Regions from separate parts of the Homo sapiens genome. Here region 1 is linked to region 2. The links are chromatin loops, found by intact Hi-C in ENCODE. Cell type or tissue: CD4-positive, alpha-beta T cell. All regions are shown on one strand. Each heading gives the region's core, and the rest is flanking DNA. Links, peaks and the distances in the headings are about the cores only.

The links. Peaks named below come from ENCODE experiments on the same cell type or tissue, not always from the same donor. Only the 100,000 strongest peaks of a DNase experiment are listed, where the experiment ranks them.
Region 1: it touches region 2 in a loop (8-fold over the local background); 25 of 110 quality-filtered maps call a loop at or near these places.

Annotation. Positions count from the first base shown.
Region 1 is chr2:97,696,153-97,699,509 of GRCh38, forward strand. It overlaps C2orf92 (chromosome 2 open reading frame 92), which reads left to right. Exons shown (of 8, transcript NM_001351368.2): 6 at 2,874-2,984. Among named protein-coding and RNA genes, the nearest start is that of ZAP70, 16 kb to the right of the region's middle. In CD4-positive, alpha-beta T cell, for the core only: a CTCF peak has its summit at 1,327 (motif pointing left); a DNase peak (open chromatin) is centred at 1,289.
Region 2 is chr2:97,644,450-97,647,806 of GRCh38, forward strand. COX5B (cytochrome c oxidase subunit 5B) reads left to right here and starts at 1,613. Exons shown (of 4, transcript NM_001862.3): 1 at 1,613-1,740; 2 at 2,618-2,691; 3 at 2,895-2,994. The coding sequence starts at 1,638. RefSeq lists enhancers at 571-1,505, 1,308-1,357, 1,538-1,717. In CD4-positive, alpha-beta T cell, for the core only: no CTCF peak of the experiment used is centred there; a DNase peak (open chromatin) is centred at 1,512; H3K4me3 peaks cover 2,132 bases; H3K27ac peaks cover 1,861 bases.

The sequences.
Region 1 (3,357 bases), core at 258-2,757, 52 kb after region 2:
CATGCTAACATTGAAGGTCTTTAAAAAGTGCTTACGTTGTAATCGCACGGAGTTCTGGGAGAACAAGAGGCTGATCTCCTTGATAGGGTTTTTCCAAGTAGGAAGAGTGAGGGAAGAAGAGGGCTGAGAAGAACTGTAGGCAGTGACAAAGCTCACGTCTGCCAGCTGAGGGGGCTGATCAGATCCATCTTCAGAGGGTGGGAGCTGCTCTCAGGCTACTCTGCAGGGACAGTAAATTCCAGACCACACTGTCTGCACCTCCTCCTTGGCAGTAGTGACCATTCAAAAAAAAAAGAAAAAAAGGCTGGGTGTGGTGGCTCACGCCTGTAATCCCAGCACTTGGGAGGCCGAGGCAGGTGGATCACCTGAGGTCAGGAGTTCGAGATTAGCCTGGCCAACATGGTGAAACCTCATCTCTACTAAAAATACAAATATTAGCTGGGTGTGCTGGCGTATCCCTGTAATCCCAGCTACTTGGGAGGCTGAGGCAGGAAAATTGCTTGAACCCAGGAGGTGGAGGTTGCGGTGAGCCGAGATGGGGCCACTACACTCCAGCCTGGGGGACAGAGACTCCGTCTCAAAAACAAAAAACAAAAAACAAAAAAACCAATGGTCGAAAACATCTCGATAGGAGGAGGAGTGGGGAAATGACCATTCTGGGAAGTGAAGTGTCTTTTAAAAGGTGTGCCCAGGTCTGTGGACAGCAGCTGTAGCTACTGATGATCATAGGTCCACTGAATGGAACATAGCATCAGTCCTAGCAATAACATGCTATTAACATGTAATCAAAGGCTCACGTCAATGTTAGAGTCTCCAAAACATAGAGAATCATGAAGATGAAAGACTTCAACTTTTTCTTGAGCACAAAGTCAGAGTTTCTTGGTTCTGCACTCCTTTAAGAAGGTTTTTACCAAGCCCAGCACATGCTTGATTGGCAGCTTGGGTTGAGCCTACACCATGGAAGGACGGGAGAATTGCTCTTGTAATGGGTGGCTGCTCCTGTCATAGTTAGTAGTTCTAAAGTTGGAAAGAAATCTGGAAATGAAACTGTGTTGGTCAAAAATTTGATAATTGTGCTTATTTTTTCCCACAAAAAAATAATCCAAGAAATGATCAAACACAAACCATCAAACATAAAAGACGCCTTCAGATTCTTCAAAGAACCTTAGGTAAATGAAAACTTACGTCCATACTGACGATAAGAATAGGCAGTGGCTCTTGCCTCTGGTAGAGAAAGAGAGTGAAAATGTGTTCCCGTGTCAGGTCTACCATTGCTGCAGCTCTGTGGAAGACCAAGCCAAGCGCGCCCCCTGGTGGATAACTCCATGCTCGCCAGGGCTTTCTGTCTGTGGCTATTAATCTGAGTCGGATTTGACATGTTGCATTTCAAAAGTCAAGTTAATTATCAGTCTTATTAAATTGGGAGTTTTCTCTCTTTTCTAAGCCAAGTTGAATAAGGAACAAATTTCTCTCTTTTTTCCAGGAATACCTAGAACTTCATGAGACTGTTATCAGACACCCACATGATGGTCTTAATCATATTGTGATAATTTTCTGTTATTTTATTTTATTGTTTAATTTTATTATTCTTTTGAGACAGGGTCTCGCTCTGTTACCTGGGCTGGAGTGCAGAGGTGTGATTATAGCTCTCTGCAGCCTTGATCTCCTGAGTTCAAGCCATCTGCCTACCTCAGCCTTTCTAGTAGCTGGGACTATAGGTGTGCGCCACCATGCCTGGCTAATTTTTTTTTTTTTATTTTTAGTAGAGATGAAGTCTTGCTATGTTGCCCAGGCTGGTCGCAAACTCTTATTGTGACAGTTCTCTATCTCTCTGTGAACAAGGCCAAGGAAGATTTACCAAACCCATCCAAAGCTGCCCCGCCCCCACTTCCAGCTCTTGGAGGTCTCCCATCTGGAGCTGGGGGCTCCAGCCTGCTTTGAAGTCTTCCGGGGTGTGAGATTCATTACTTCTCATCCTTTCCCATTCCCTCTTTGATAGCTCACCTTCTAAATGCTAAACAGTCCAAACAGATTTCCCTGGAGCGCCTACCCATTGGTTCTAGTTTGTTCCCCAGAGCTTCTCAAAACATCTCTCAGCCTCTTCCCAGGCCATCCTGCATCTGGCAAAGATAGGCAGGCCATGCTGGCCTCCCGATTTTCTCCAAGCTAAACTCAGGCCCTTTGACAGGTCCCATATGCAAACGAGTCAGGCACCAAAGGGCAGAGCTAGGATGCAAATATTTCTCATTTTCGACTGTCTTCTTTCTATTAAACTATTCTGCAATCCCTCTACTGATACCTGAATATTTCAGTGTGGTTAATTTTCCTATCTTGTCCTCGCAACTCAAGAAAATTTTTATAGTACTTCGTGTTTTAAAAATTATTTTCATGAACATTGTACAATCTGTGAAGTAGGTCTCATTATCTCTATTTTATGCAAGTGGAGAAGTAGGCTGGGGCTTAGAGAGGTTCTCTAAGTGTGGTCCTCTACCCACAGAAGCAGCGTCTTTCAGGATCTGTGAGACATACGCATTCCCAGGCCTACCCCAGACCTATGGAATCAGAAACTCTGGGGTGGGGCTTAGGAATCTGTGTTTTCATAAGCCCTCCCAGTGTGATTCAGATGCACGCTCGAGTGTAAGAAATGCTGCCTCAGCTATGGGTGGGTTGCCCAGGAATTTGTTAGATTTTTTAAAAAGTAAACAAAAACAATAAAACACCAAAACACTGAGGTTCTGTAGGACATTTAGACTTTTCCCCCAAGTCCTCCCTAACTCCTCACTTTGAGTCTAGAAGAAGCTACTTTTATCATAAACGCTGAACTAATCACATGCCATGGTTGTTTGTAGATGAACACATTTTATCTTTTGTAGATCACCTTTCAGAGGAGAAGAATTTTAAAGAATCCTGTCTGTTCGACAGGGATTTAAGAGAGCAGTTAACTACTATAGATAAAGAAACACTTCAAGGAGCAGCTAAACCAGGTGGGAATCTATATGGCCTATAAACTAAGTATGATGCTTAAATACGGACAACTTCTGAATGTGTCTTTTGCCTTTCATGGTATTTTAACTGACATCTTTAATTCACCCGCTAAAGTGAATTAAATCTGCAGTGAATACAACCTGCAGTTAAAATTTATGAATTAAACCAACTCCAGAGGCCGGGCACGGTGGCTCACGCCTGTAATCCCAGCACTTTAGGAGGTCAAGGTGGGCGGATCACCTGAGGCCAGGAGTTAGAGACTACCCTGGCCAACATGGTAAAACCCCGTCTCTACTAAAAATACAAAAGAAAAAATTAGCTGGGCATGGTGGCGGGTGCCTGTAATCGCAGCTACTCGGGAGGCTGAGGCAG
Region 2 (3,357 bases), core at 298-2,797:
AAATTAAATAAGAGGTCTTTACTGCAAGCCTAATCAGAGCCTTTATTATGCTAGTGTCCATCTCCAAAAGGGTGGTCATCAAATGCAGGCCCTCCCTGTCTTGACCAAGTCCTTTTTCTTGAGATCATGTCTTGAGACTTGGATGCCATGCAATACACTTTGGGAAATACTAACCTAGTTGAACGACAGTTTTACTGATGTAGAAATGGCGGCCCAAAGGATAAAAAGTAGCTGAACTAGCTGGTGGGGCTACTTTCCAGACCAATGCTTTTTTCTCCTGCCTAAGACCTTAACCACAGTTGCAAATTAACTACAGATCCTCAGAATTTTCGCCCAATTCAACTTGGAGGGGTTGCAGTGGAGGTGAGGGAGAAGGGAGTAACAGTGAAGCCATTCAAAGCAAAAACCACCTTTAAAGAAATTTTGGCCTTAGAATACAGGGTTTTTTTTTTTTTTTTTTTAATTGGTGGAGGGGGCACCCAGGAAGACCAGACGTGCTCCTGTGAAGCAACGCTCCACCACGTCCTTTTGAAAATACCGTAGCCTGCATGAGACAGGCGGGAGCACCTAAGCCTTCAACTCTCCCCATGTTGCCTCCAATTGACCTCACTGGGCCAGGAAAAGCCCTATAAACTGGTTTTGTATACTCTATCCAAGTAGTAAATTTACTAAAATTACTGGATCCTACTATATACCAGACCTCTGCAAGGCATTGAAGATTCAATGATGAGCATTAATTCCCACTCTAAGGGGATTTTTCTATCTGGTAGGGAAACTCAGATACCGCATGCAGCTAGCCTGTCACAGGGCTATACTGACTAAAGCTCACCCTAAGAAATTTGCACATCTTAGCCTATGGGCAACGGGAAGCCATGGACGGAATATGTTTTCCGTTTCAAACAAGGAACTCCAGTCACAGCAGGCTCTAACTCCATTTCCTATTATCAACTCCCCTTCCTGCTCCTCCTCCCTTAGTAGCCTCGAAAAAGAGTGGCCACTTCCTTCACATCACCAGGGCCTTGGTCCTGGTAGGGGGTCCCGCCCCCGGCCCTGTCCTCCTCCCCAGGCCGGGACCTCCGCGCCTCCCACACACAGTACAACTCTAACACGAAACTGGGCCAGGACTGCAGGTAGGTCCCGTCCAATGCGACACGCTCGCGACGGCCCACGCACTGCCAGAACCAGCCCTGCCACTAACCAGCCTAGTAAGGAACGCAGTGATCTTTAGGAGCCCACTTCTAAATTCAAATCATTTGGGGTTCAGTAAGTCTCTTCACAGACGGGGACCTAATAGCTTCCATTAGCAGCCTCCACGTTTGCTGAACACGACTACGGGGCCAGACCCACAGGAACTCCAATGTGGTTCAGCCGCTCAACTCCAGGGACCAAAAAGACTTTCCCACCTCCCAGCGTTATTAAAGGCAACCCCGCCCCCAAGCCTCAGCCACTACGCGGTGCAGAAAGAGGCAGAGCTGGGCATGCGCAATTTCCGCCCCCGCCACAGTCTTGGGAGTGGGCGGGCTCGAGGGCTGGGAGGAAGCCGAAAGCTGACCGAGAGGAGAAAGAAGCCCGCCCCCGGAAGTCCCTCCTGTCTCTGCAGCTTGTTCCCGGAAGTTTTGCTGCTAGTCGCGGACGCAATGGCTTCAAGGTTACTTCGCGGAGCTGGAACGCTGGCCGCGCAGGCCCTGAGGGCTCGCGGCCCCAGTGGCGCGGCCGCGATGCGCTCCATGGCATCTGGAGGTACTCGGGTCTCCGGGCGTGCCAGGGACCAGAGTGTTGCCCTCCCAGGGTGGTCCCAGGGCGGCAAAGCGGCGCGGCTCGTGCAGCTTCTCGAGGTCCCAGTGGCCGCTTTACGGTCCCCAGTGCCTCAGGCTCTGCAGGCATCTCCCTGTAATTCTGGACCGCTGCTCCTGCCGCTCCCCGAACTCACTCCGCTGCGAAAGTATCCTAAACGGAGGTGCCGGGTGACCTTGGGAGGGACCGGGGCTGCCACCGGGATGGGGAGGGGTCCGGCCTCCCTTCAAACCTGCGCCCACCTCAAGCAGAGTGGGTTCTACATGCTTTTAGACAAATGTCGACAAATTTGCCTCGGTGGTTGGAGAAAGAAAAGCTCATAGGCCGGGCGCGGTGGCTCACAACTGTAATCCCAGCACTTTGGGAGGCCGAGGCGGACAGATCCCCTGAGGTCAGGAGCTCAAGACCAGCCTGGCCAACATGGTAAAACCCCGTTTCTACTAAAAATACAAAAATTAGCCGGGCGTGGTGGCGCGCGCCTGTAGTCCCAGCTACTCGGGAGGCTGAGGCAGGAGAATCGCTTAAACCCGGGAGGCGGAGGTTCCCGTGAGCCAACATCGCGCCATTGCACTCCAGCCTGGGCAACAAGAGCAAAACTCCGTCTCAAAAAAGAAAAAAAAAGCTCCCCCGAGTGCTGCCGCTTGTGTGGATGGGTACTTGGTGGTTCTTAGGGGACCATGGATATGAGTAGCCTTTAGGAGCTTGTGAGCCCGCTAAAACTTATACAGAAGTTTCGGGGCACCATTTTCCTTGATCATTTCTGTTTGTAGTTTTTCTATCAGTCATTTCAGTCAGCGTCATAATTCACGTTATCTTCCTTTAGGTGGTGTTCCCACTGATGAAGAGCAGGCGACTGGGTTGGAGAGGGAGATCATGCTGGCTGCAAAGAAGGGACTGGTAAGGAGAAACTCCCTTCTGTGTCTTCTGTGTAACTTATGGCCTTGGATGTGTTCATAGTGGTCTCCTCTCTGGGAGTATTTGATACAGGAAACTTGGCTTGTAGGAACAGTCCCCTGAGCTTCTGGAAGGTAGGGCTTATTTGGCCTAATGGTTCAATTCTTGTTTTTTTTGTTTTGTTTTGTTTTTTGTTTTTTCTTCAGGACCCATACAATGTACTGGCCCCAAAGGGAGCTTCAGGCACCAGGGAAGACCCTAATTTAGTCCCCTCCATCTCCAACAAGAGAATAGTAGGCTGCATCTGTAAGTACCTCACCTCTATTTTTTATCCACTTGCTTAATATATCCTACAATAGTGTGTAAGCTGCCTCAAATCTTCAGTGTGTGAGTGCATGTTGGTAAGTTTGTCTAAGGGTCTTGACACTCTCAAGCCTCATTATGCCTGATAGTTCATCCTTACTGGAAAGAAGCGCAGCACAGCGGTAAGACTGGCTCACTGGGAGTGCGGCATGAAGGAGTACCCACCCAGCAAATATTTATTGTTATACTGCTTCTATGCCAGGCATCATTTTAGACACTAGGGATACATACCAGAACGGACCCTGCTTTGCGTTCTACATAGGCAAGGGAATTGTTAGAATTTACAGTGACCTTGATACAAGGTCA